Regions from separate parts of the Homo sapiens genome. Here region 1 is linked to region 2. Evidence: read pairs that join two places in POLR2A ChIA-PET (ENCODE). Cell type or tissue: B cell. All regions are shown on one strand. Links, peaks and the distances in the headings refer to the core of each region. The heading gives the core; the rest is flanking DNA.

The links. Peaks named below come from ENCODE experiments on the same cell type or tissue, not always from the same donor. Only the 100,000 strongest peaks of a DNase experiment are listed, where the experiment ranks them.
Region 1: POLR2A ChIA-PET joins it to region 2 with 10 read pairs; 6 of 35 experiments call an interaction of 5 or more read pairs at or near these places.

The regions. Positions count from the first base shown.
Region 1 is chr1:39,957,670-39,963,046 of GRCh38, forward strand. MFSD2A (MFSD2 lysolipid transporter A, lysophospholipid) reads left to right here. Exons shown (of 14, transcript NM_032793.5): 3 at 1,032-1,156. It also overlaps the pseudogene RPS2P12. Among named protein-coding and RNA genes, the nearest start is that of MFSD2A, 5.2 kb to the left of the region's middle. RefSeq lists an enhancer at 2,998-3,107. In B cell, for the core only: no CTCF peak of the experiment used is centred there; a DNase peak (open chromatin) is centred at 3,162; H3K4me3 peaks cover 479 bases; H3K27ac peaks cover 2,101 bases.
Region 2 is chr1:40,007,915-40,013,291 of GRCh38, forward strand. No RefSeq gene overlaps it. Among named protein-coding and RNA genes, the nearest start is that of CAP1, 30 kb to the right of the region's middle. In B cell, for the core only: no CTCF peak of the experiment used is centred there; no DNase peak of the experiment used is centred there.

The sequences.
Region 1 (5,377 bases), core at 200-5,199, 50 kb before region 2:
AGTTAGAATGCCCCAGTACACAGGGTCTTTGACTGGGAGGGGTACTTAGGGTGAAACAGGACTATTCTGTGCATTGAGAAGCCTTGGCCAGAAGCCTGGCATCCTGAGAATTCACCCTGTCTGGATGGGAGAGTGGGAGGCAGAATAGCCATGACTACCGGGGCTCCTGCACCAGCTGTCTTCTCTGTGTAGCATCTAACTTGGCAAGCATCGCATCTTAGTTGTATCCATTTACAGAGGGGGAACACTGAACTCCAGAAGGAACAAAAAACTTCAGCAGCTAATTTTTGAGTAACTCCCATGGGCTGGGCCTTGGGTGGGGTGTAAATATGAGGAACCTGCAGTCAAAGTGTAAACCTGTTGTAGTGGGTGTTAGAGCTGGGGTTGGGGGGTTAGACTAGGGAGACTATGGTATGGGGAAGAATACCCACTCCCCAGAGAAATAGCAATAGCAGGGCTTTGATGGATAAGGAGGAGTCTGGAGAGTCTGTATTTAGGGCCTGGGGGGTTTTGGGGCGGGGAGGGGGATAACTTGAGTGGGTAGTGACAAGTCCCTTTTTAAAAAGCATCTATAGGCTCCTTTTTCCACATCCAAGATAGAGCTTGAACCTGTAAGGTAGAGCTCATAACTCCCATTATACAGATGGGAACACTGAAGCACACTGTGTTCACCCCGTGAATGCTCATTCTGATATCAGGTGGTCAGGAGCTCAGGGCTGAGAGAGGGAGGGAAGGAAATGTTTGTGGATTCATTTGAATTGATGGGAATGTTTTCAAGGGCAGTGGAGGGAAGCAATTAAGGAGACAGAGCTGGGAAAGCTTCTAAGGAGGCACCCAGTGCTACTGTTATTGGAGAAATGCTATTGTCATTATTAACAAGGCAAGTGAAGATGTGTAAGGTCCATGTGGGAGCAGCTCAGGGTCACAAGATCCTGGCTGAGATAGGGAGGGAGCCTCTGCTTCTGCCTACCAGTGAGAGTTGAGGCGAGTAGAAGGATGAGGAAGTTGTCTTTTGCTTCTCCTCATTCCAGGTGGGCCCTTTCTCTGCCTCCATCATCCTGTTTGTGGGCCGAGCCTGGGATGCCATCACAGACCCCCTGGTGGGCCTCTGCATCAGCAAATCCCCCTGGACCTGCCTGGGTCGCCTTATGCCCTGGTGAGTAGAATATGCCCCTTCGAGGTGGCACAAGGCAGGACTTCCAGCATATCTGCTCCTTGGTCCTTCTCTCTGTCTTGTCACAGGCAGAAGGGTGAGGAGAAGGAAGGAGTTAAAAGCCCAAGGGTGTTGAAACCCCATCCGAGGCATCAGCTACCCTGAGCACGGGCACTGGCATGCTCAGCCAGTTCATTTCCAGGACAGCCAAAGTGCTAGGCTGGGCAGCTCAGGCCTCATTCCTCCCCAGGGTCCACTCATTCCCCTTGGTGAAGCTGGAATTCTGAATTCTCCCACTCTATCACTTCCTGCAGTGGCCGAGGTAGTACTTAAGAGTGGTTAAGCAGTTGTACTCTGGAGCCAGCCTGCCTGGGCTTATTTTATTATTTTTATCTTTCTTTCTCTTTCTTTCTTTCTATCTTTCTTTCTTTTTTTTTTTTTTAGAGACAGGGTCTCGCTCTGTCACCCAGGCTGGAGTGCAGTGGTGTGATCATAACTCACTGCAGCCTAGAACTCCTGGGCTCAAGTGATCTTCCCACCTCAGCCTCTCGAGTAGCTGCGACTACAGGCACGTGCCACCACACCTGGCTAATCTTTTAAAATTATTATTTGTAGAGACAGCGTCTCACTATATTGCCTAGGCTGGCCTTGAACTCCTGGGCTCAAGGTGTCCTCCCGCCTCAGCCTCCCAAAGTGTTAGGATTACAGGTGTGAGCCACCATGCCCGGCCCCTGTCTGGGTTGAAATCCCAATTTCCCTACTTAGAGCTGAGTCACTTCACATCTCTGAGTCTCAAGTTTCTTCATCTAAAATGGGGATAATAGTTATACCTATCTCACACTCACAGAGTTGTGGTGGATTAATTTTTTTTTTTGACGTTCTTAGAACAGTGCCTGACTTAATTCTACTTCATAAGGTTGATGTAATTTTGAGACTTAAATAAGTTGATACTAAAATACCAAGCAGTGTCTGGGACACTAAGTGCTATGATGACCACTTCAGGGAAGCTCAGCAGGAGAGCTGGCATGTGGTCCCTAGTACAGGCCACACCAGGGGAACTGCAGAATCCTGGGCTGGGAATTAGACTTCAGGCCCAGCCTGCTGCATCTCTACCTCCATGTGGGACCCTCCAACAGCACAGTGATAAATAATTTGGCACCCCTTCAGGGTGGCTCCTGGCAGAGCAGGGGATGGGGTAATACCCGGAATGGGGTAGCAAACCCATAACCTTTGGCACCTTGGATGACGTAAATTACCTTCTCCCTTGGTACAAAGCCTGTGCTACTCAGCTTCAGGGGCAAAGTAGGCGGAGGTGGTGCCACGGATCGGATCAGACGGCAGGGGAGACGCACAGGATAGGCTGTCAGGCGGGGGCTCTGGTTCCCTCCAGGACATCCTGCTTCAGGGTGTGGGGGGGCATACCCCTTTCATCTCCAGCCCATCCAGGCTTAAGTGGGCGCCTTCCTGCCCCAGGGGCGCCCATACCTGGCCTCCGGCCTTCAAAGCTCTTCCCGCAACCCCTTCCCCCACTACAGCTTCCTTTCCCACGAGGCCCCCCACCCACCCCAATCCTGCCAGCCCCTGGCTAAGGCCCAGGTTGGAGCCTTTGATCCAGTCTTCAGGGCCGGGGGCAGGACAGCCTGCCTTACCTGTGCAGGCTGCTCAGGGCTCCCCCGGCGCCAGCCCGTGAGACTTGGCCCTGTGCCCGCCTCCCTGGCAGCCAGTAGAAGGGGAGGCTCTGCTGCCACGTCGCCTCATGAGGCCCAGCCAATGGGAGGCAGCCGCTCCCAGGGATGGTGGCTGCAGGCCGGGTTACTCCCAGTTACACTGGGTTCCTCAGCAGCAGCTGCTCAGCTGCTTATGAGCAGAGGATGGAGTGTTTGACAAAGGCTGATGAGGAGCTCTTGTTCCCTGAGGAGACAGAGTCAAGAGAGGTGGAGGTGGGCAGGCCTTCCCTGTGGCATGTAGGAACTGAGCAACTTCCTGGGCAGGCGTGGCAGCCAGTTTGGGGAAGTTGCTGGGGGCCCTTCAGGCTGGTTTCTGATCTAGCAGGTGCCTGTGTGCACATGCTTCTGTGGCTGGTGGTGCCTGTGTATGCCTGCACGCGGGATGGCTCGTGGGCTGAAGGCTGGTGTGCATATGACCTCCCTGTCCAAACTTTTTTTCCTTTTTGTGGTGAATGGGGTCTGGCTATGTTGCTCAGGCTGGTCTCAAACTCCTGGGCTGGAGCTATTCTCCTGCCTCTGCCTCCCTAAGTGCTGGGATTAAAGGCATGAACATCACCATGCCTGGCCAGACCTCTCCATCCATACCACCTGACCCCTCCTCAGGCCAGGCCTGGAGACCTGGAACCCCCTTTCCTTTCAGTGTAGGAAGAAACTGGGTCTGTCAGGGTTTGTGAACCCTGTAGCTCTCTCTCCTCCTGGGCCTCAGGGCAACCCCTGCTTTAAGCCTACATTTAAATCCTCTTCTTGAAACCAGGAAGACTTTTCTTCCCGCCCCCGCCCCCCCCCCCCCCCCCCCGCTTTTTTTGTTTGTTTGTTTGAGACAGAGTCTCGCTCTGTCGCCCAGACTGGAGTGCACTGGCGTGATCTCAGTTCACAGCAAGCTCCACCTCCTGGGTTCACGCCATTCTCCTGCCTCAGCCTCCTGAGTAGCTGGGACTACAGGCGCCCGCCACCATTCCCAGCTAATTTTTGTATTTTTAGTAGAGACGAGGTTTCACCGTGTTAGCCAAGATGGTCTCGATCTCCTGACCTTGTGATCTGCCCGCCTCGGCCTCCCAAAGTGCTGGGATTACAGGCGTGAGCCACTGCACCTGGCCCTTTTCCTTTTTTCTGATTAAAAACAAAAAACAAAAAAACACATATATAGAGATGGGGTCTTGTTATGTTGCCCAGGCTGTTCTTAAACTCCCAGCCTCAAGCAATACTCCTGCCTCGGCCTCCCAAAGTGCTGGGATTACAGGCGTGAGCCACCATTCCTGGCCAAACCAGAAAGACTTTGATAGTCACTTTGCCTGGAGTTCTCAAGGCCAGTGTGTGAGAGACCAGATGTCAAGCAGGGTCCCATGGGGAGGCTGCAACAGCTGGACCTGAGGTCTCCTTCCCAGCCCAGGGCTTTCTACAGCTCCCCTGGTGTGGCCTGCATTAGTTACGCATGCCAACTCTCCTGCTGAGCTTCCCTGATGTGATCATTATAGCACTTAGTGTCCCAAACACTGTTTGACATTTTAGTATCAACCAAGTCTCAAAGTTACTTCAATCCTGTGAACTAGAGCCAAGGCACCTCCAGTGGCCTTTCAGAAGTTCCATTTCCACTCCCGCCTCATCTCCTAATTCTATCTCCCCGTTCTCTTTACTCGAGCCCTCCTGGCCTTGCCCTTCCTTAGGCCTGATACGCACCTATCTGAAGACCTTTGCACTGACTATTCCCTTTGCCCGGTCCACTCTTGCCTCAGATGTCTAAAAGGCCAACTCCCTCCTCTCATTCAGGCCTTTGGCATGGATGCCACCTTCTCAGTAAGGCCTACCCTGTCCACCCATTTGTGAATTGCACCCTTATTCTAACCTTCTGGAGCCAGCTTTATTTCTTTTCTTCACAGCACTCATCTCCCAACATGTTATATAACCCTTTTGTAAAACTACGGTAAAGTATATGTAACATAAAATTTACCATAACCTTTAAAAAATGTTTACGAGCTTCTTCTCCGAGAAAACACCAAATGGCGGATGACACTGGTGCAGCGGGGGGGCCTGGAGGCCCTGGTGGCCCTGGGATGGGGAACTCTGGTGCCTTCCGCGGAGGTTTCGGCAGTGGCATCCGGGGCCGGGGTCATGGCCGTGGACGGGGCCCGGGCCGAAGCTGCGGAGCTTGCTGAGGCAAGGCCGAGGATAAGGAGTGGATGCCTGTCACCAAGCTGGGCCGCTTGGTGAAGGACATGAAGATCAAGTCCCTGCAGGAGATCTATCTCTTCTCTCTGCCCATTAAGGGATCTGAGATCATTGACTTTTTCCTGGGGGCCTCTCTCAAGGATGAGGTTTTGAAGATTATGCCAGTGCAGAAGCAGACCCGTGCCGGCCAGCGCACCAGGTTCAAGGCGTTTGTTGCTATCGGAGACTACAATGGCCATGTCGGTCTGGGTGTTAAGTGCTCCAAGGAGGTGGCCACCGCCATCCGTGGGGCCATCATCCTGGCCAAGCTCTCCATTGTCCCCGTGCGCAG
Region 2 (5,377 bases), core at 211-5,210:
AGTTCATGTCCTTTGTAGGGATATGGATGAAGCTGGAAACCATCATTCTCAGCAAACTATCACAAGGACAAAAATCCAAACACCTCATGTTCTCACTCATAGGTGGGAATTGAACAATGAGAACACCTGGACACAGGAAGGGGAACATCACACACTGGGGCCTGTCGTGGGGTGGGGTGAGGGGGGAGGGATAGCATTAGGAGATATACCTAATGTAAATGACGAGTTAATGGGTGCAGCACACCAACATGGCACATGTATACATATGTAACAAACCTGCACATTGTGCACATGTACCCTAGAACTTAAAGTATAATAATAATAAAAAAAATTAGCCAGGTGTGGTGGCTCATGCCTGTAGTCCTAGCTACTTGGGAGGCTAAGGTGGGAGAATCACTTGAGCCAGGGAGGTCAAGGCTGCTGTGAGCTATGATTGTGCCACTGCACTTCAGCCTGGGTGACAGAGCGAGACCCTATCTCAAAAAATAAAATAAAATAAAAAGTAATAGCCATTCTCAGGCATGGTGGCTCACATCTGCAATCCCATGCTTTGAGCTATGATTGTGCCACTGCACTTCAGCCTGGGTGACAGAGCGAGACCCTATCTCAAAAAATAAAATAAAATAAAAAGTAATAGCCATTCTCAGGCATGGTGGCTCACATCTGCAATCCCATGCTTTGGGGGTCCGAAGCAGGAGGATTGCTTGAGGCCAAAAGTTGGAGAGCAGCTGGGCAACATAGCAAGATCCCATCTCTAGAAAAAAATTTTAAAATATTGGCCAGGTGTGGTGGTGCATGCCTGTAGTCCTAACTACTGCGGCGGCTGAGGTGGGAGGATTGCTTGAACTACAGTGAGCTATGGTCATGCCATTGTATTCTAGCCTGGGCAATGGAGCAAGAGCCTGTCTCTTAGAATAACAATAATAATCATAATCATGATGACAATCATTCCTTTTTGGATACAATGATATCTCATTGTGGTTTTGATTTGCATTTCCTTGATGTTTAGTGATGCTGAGCATTTATTTCATATACCTGTTGGTCATTTGTATGTCTTCTTTTGAAATAACTATTTATATCCTTAGCCCACTTTTTAATGGGATTATTTATTTTTTATGGTTGAGTTGTTTGAGTTCCTCGTATATTCTGGATATTAATCCCTTGTTGGATGAATAGTTTGCAAATATGGTATATAAGCTTTTGTATGAACATTTGTTTTCAATTTTCTTGAGTATACACCTGGGAGTAAAATGACTGGGTCACGGCCGGGGCAGTGGCTCATGTCTGTAATCCCACCCTTTGGGGGGCCGAGGTGGGCGGATCACTTGAGCTCAAGCATTCGAGACCAGCCTGGCCAACATGGCAAAACCCCATCTCTACTAAAAATACTAAAATTAGCTGGGCATGGTGGTGCTTGCCTGAAATCCTGGCTACGTGGGGGGCTGAGGCATGAAAATTGCTTGAACCTCTGGGTGGCAGAGGTTGCAGTGAGCCAAGACTGCACCACTGCACTCCAGCCTGGGTGACAGAGGGAAACTCTGTCTCAAAAAAATAAGAATAATAAAATAATAATAAAGAATGACTGGATCATATGGGCCTTATGGAAATTCTATGTTTAACTTTTTGAGGAAGTACCAAACTATTTTCCACAGTGGCTGCACCATTTTACATCCCTACCATCAACGTATGGGGGTTTCAATTTCTCCACAATCTCTCCAACACTTGTTATTGTCTGTTTTTTTTTTTTTAAATTGTAGCCATCCTAGTGGGTGTGGGGTGACATTTCATTGTGGTTTTAATTTGCATTTCCCTAATGACTTTAACGCTCGTGTGTTTATGTATGTGTGTGTGGTGCTGGTGGTGTAATAATTACCTTGCTTCAATAACAGGATATTAATGGATTATATGTTAAAGAAAACATAAAATACAGCAAAAGTCAGTTCTTTCCTGTCCCATATCTTTTATTCATCTGTCTATCCTTCCCTCAACAAATGCCCAATCAATTAATTTCCACTTCTTTATGTAACCAATATTTTTAAAATTTTTGTAGAGATGGGATCTTACTATGTTGCCCAGCTTCTCTTCAACTTTTGGCCTCAAGCGATCCTCCTGCCTCAACCTCCCAAAGCACTGGGATTACAGATGTGAGCCACCATGCCTGAGAATGGCTATTATTTTTTTTTTAATTACAAAAAAAAAGGTTTTTTTTGAAACAGAGTCTCCCTCTGTCTCCCAGGCTGGAGTGCAAAGGTGCAATCTCGGCTCACTGCAGTCTCCACCTCCTGGGCAATTGTCTTGCCTCAGCCTCCTGAGTAGCTGGGATTACAGGCGTGTGCCACCACACCTGGCTAATTTTTTGTATTTTTTAGTAGAGATGGGGTTTCACCATGTTGGTCATGCTGGTCTTGAACTCCTGACCTCATGATCCACCTGACCTCGTGATCCGCCTGCCTCGGCCTCCCAACATGCTGGGATTACAGGCGTGAGCCACCGTGCCCGGCTTTTTTATTTTATTTTATTTTTTGAGATAGGGTCTCGCTCTGTCACCCAGGCTGAAGTGCAGTGGCACAATCATGGCTCACAGCAGCCTTGACCTCCCTAGCTCAAGTGATTCTCCCACCTTAGCCTCCCAAATAGCTGAGACTACAGGTATGAGTCACCACACCTGGCTAATTTTTAATGTTTTTGTAGAGATGGAGTCTTGGCTGGGTGTGGTGGTTCACTCCTGTAATCCCAGCACTTTGGGAGGCCGAAGTGGGCAGATCACCTGAGGTCAGGTGTTCAAGACCAGCCTGGCCAACATGGTGAAACCCCATCTCTACTGAAAATACAAAAAATTAGCCGAGTGTTGTGGCACGTACCTGTAATCCCAGCTACTTGGGAGGCCAAGGCAGGAGAATTGCTTGAACCTGAGAGACGGAAGTTGCAGTAAATTGAGATCACACCATTGCACACCAGGCTGGATGACAGAGTGAGACTCTGTCTCAAAACAACAACAAGAAAAGAGATGGAGTGGCACTGTGTCACCCAGGCTGGTCTCAAAATCCTGGGCTCAGGTGATTCTCTCACCTCAGCCTCCAAATATGCTGGGATTATAGACATTATCCACCTCGTCTGACCCATAATGACTACTATAAAAAGATAAAAGCAACAGATGCTGGCCAAAATAAAGAGAAAAGGGATCTCTTATACACCGTTGGTGGGAATGTAAATTAGTACCACAGTTAATGAAAACAGTATGGAAATTTCTCAAAAAGCTAAAAATATAACTACCATATAATCCAGCAATCACACTACTGGGTATTTATCCAAAGGAAAAGAAATCAGTATATCAAAGGGATACCTGCACTTGCATACTTATTGCAGGACTACTCACAATAGCCAAGATACAGAATCAACCTAGGTGTCCATCAATGGACTAACGGATAAAAAAAATGGCATATATACAAAATGGAATACTATACGGCCATAAAAAAGAATAAAATTGTGTCATTTGCAGGAACATGGGTGGAACTGGAGGTTATTATGTTAAATGAAAGAGACCAGGCATGGAAAGATAGATGCCACATGCTCTCGCTCATATGTGGGAGCTAAAAAATTGGTCTCATAGAGATAGAGAATAGAATGATAGATACTAGAGGCTGGGAGGAGTATGTGGGTGGGAAGGGGGAATAAAGAGATATTGATTAGTGGGTACAAACACACAGTTAGATAGAACAAATAAGTCCCAATATTTAATAGCAGAGTAGGGTGACTGTAGTTAGCAACACTGTATAGTGTATCTCAAAGTAGTTAGAAGAGAGGACTTGAAATGTTATCAACACATAGAAATGATAAATGATAAAAGTCAAAGTGATACATGCCTCCAATACCTTGCCTTGATCATTACATGTTCTTTTTTTTTTTTTTTTTTTTTTTTTGAGATGGAGTCTTGCTCTGTCGCCCAGGCTGGAATGCAGTGTCACGATCTTGGTTCATTGCAACCTCCACCTCCCGGTTGCAAGCGATTCTCCTGCCTCAGCCTCCCCAGTAGCTGGGACTACAGGCGCGTGCCACCACGCCCGGCTAATCAAAACATGTTCTATTTATGTAACAAATACATGTACCCCATAAATACATAAAATATTTTGTATCAATAAAAAGCAAACGATCTTTTTTTTTTTAAATTTTATTTGAGATGGAGTCTGGCTCTGTCGCCCAGGCTGGAGTGCAGTGGCGAGATCTCGGCTCACTGCAAGCTCCGCCTCCCAAGTTCACGCCATTCTCCAGCCTCAGCCTCTCGAGTAGCTGGGACTACAGGCGCCCGCCACCACGCCCGACTCATTTTTTGCATTTTTAGTAGAGACGAGGTTTCACTGTGTTAGTCAGGATGGTCTCGATCTCCTGGCCTCGTCATCCACCCGCCTTGGCCTCCCAAAGTGCTGGGATTACAGGCCTGAGCCACCGCGCCTGGCCTACGATCATTTAAAAAAAAAAAAAAAAAGTCTTGTTAAGAATGTTCAGGTCCCGTGTAGTGGCTCACGCCTGTAATCCCAGCACTTTGACAGGCCGAGGAGGGCGGATCACCTGAGGTCAGGAGTTCAAGACAAGCCCGGCCAACATGGTGAAACCCCGTCTCTACTAAAAATTCAAAAATTAGCCAGGTATGGTGGTATGTGCCTGTAATCCCAGCTACTTGGGAGACTGAGGCAGGAGAATTGCTGGAACCTGGGAGAGGGAGGTTGCAGTGAGCCAAGATTGTGCCACTGCACTGCAGCCTGGGCAACAGCGAGATTCCATCTCAAAAAAAAAAAAAAAAAAAAAGAATGTTCATAGCAGGTTGGGTGCAGTGGCTCACCCCTGTAATTCTAGCACTTTAGGAGGCAGAGGTATGCAGATAACATAGGCCCAGGAGTTCAAACCAGCCTGGCCAACATGGCGAAACCCTGTCTCTACTAAAACTACAAAAATTAGCCAGGCGTGCTGGTGCAAGCCTTTAATCTCAGTTACTCAGGAGGCTGAGGCATGAGAATCACATGAGCCTGGGAGGTGGAGGTTACAGTGAGCCAAGATTGCACCACTGCACTCCAGCCTGGGCAGCAAAGCAAGACTCTGTCTCAAAGAAAATTAAAAATTACGTTAAAAAAAGTTCATAGCAGCATTATTCATAAAACAACCCAAATGTCTATCAACTGATAAATGGATAAACAAAATGTGGTATATTCACAAATAAAATATTATACAGCCAAAAAGAGAGTACTGATATATGCTGCACCATGGACGAACCTTGAAGACATTATGCTTAGTGAAAGAAGCCAAACATGAAAGGCCACCTTTTAATGATTCCACTTGTATGAAATGTACAGAGTAGGCTAACTCATAGAGACAGAAAGTAGAT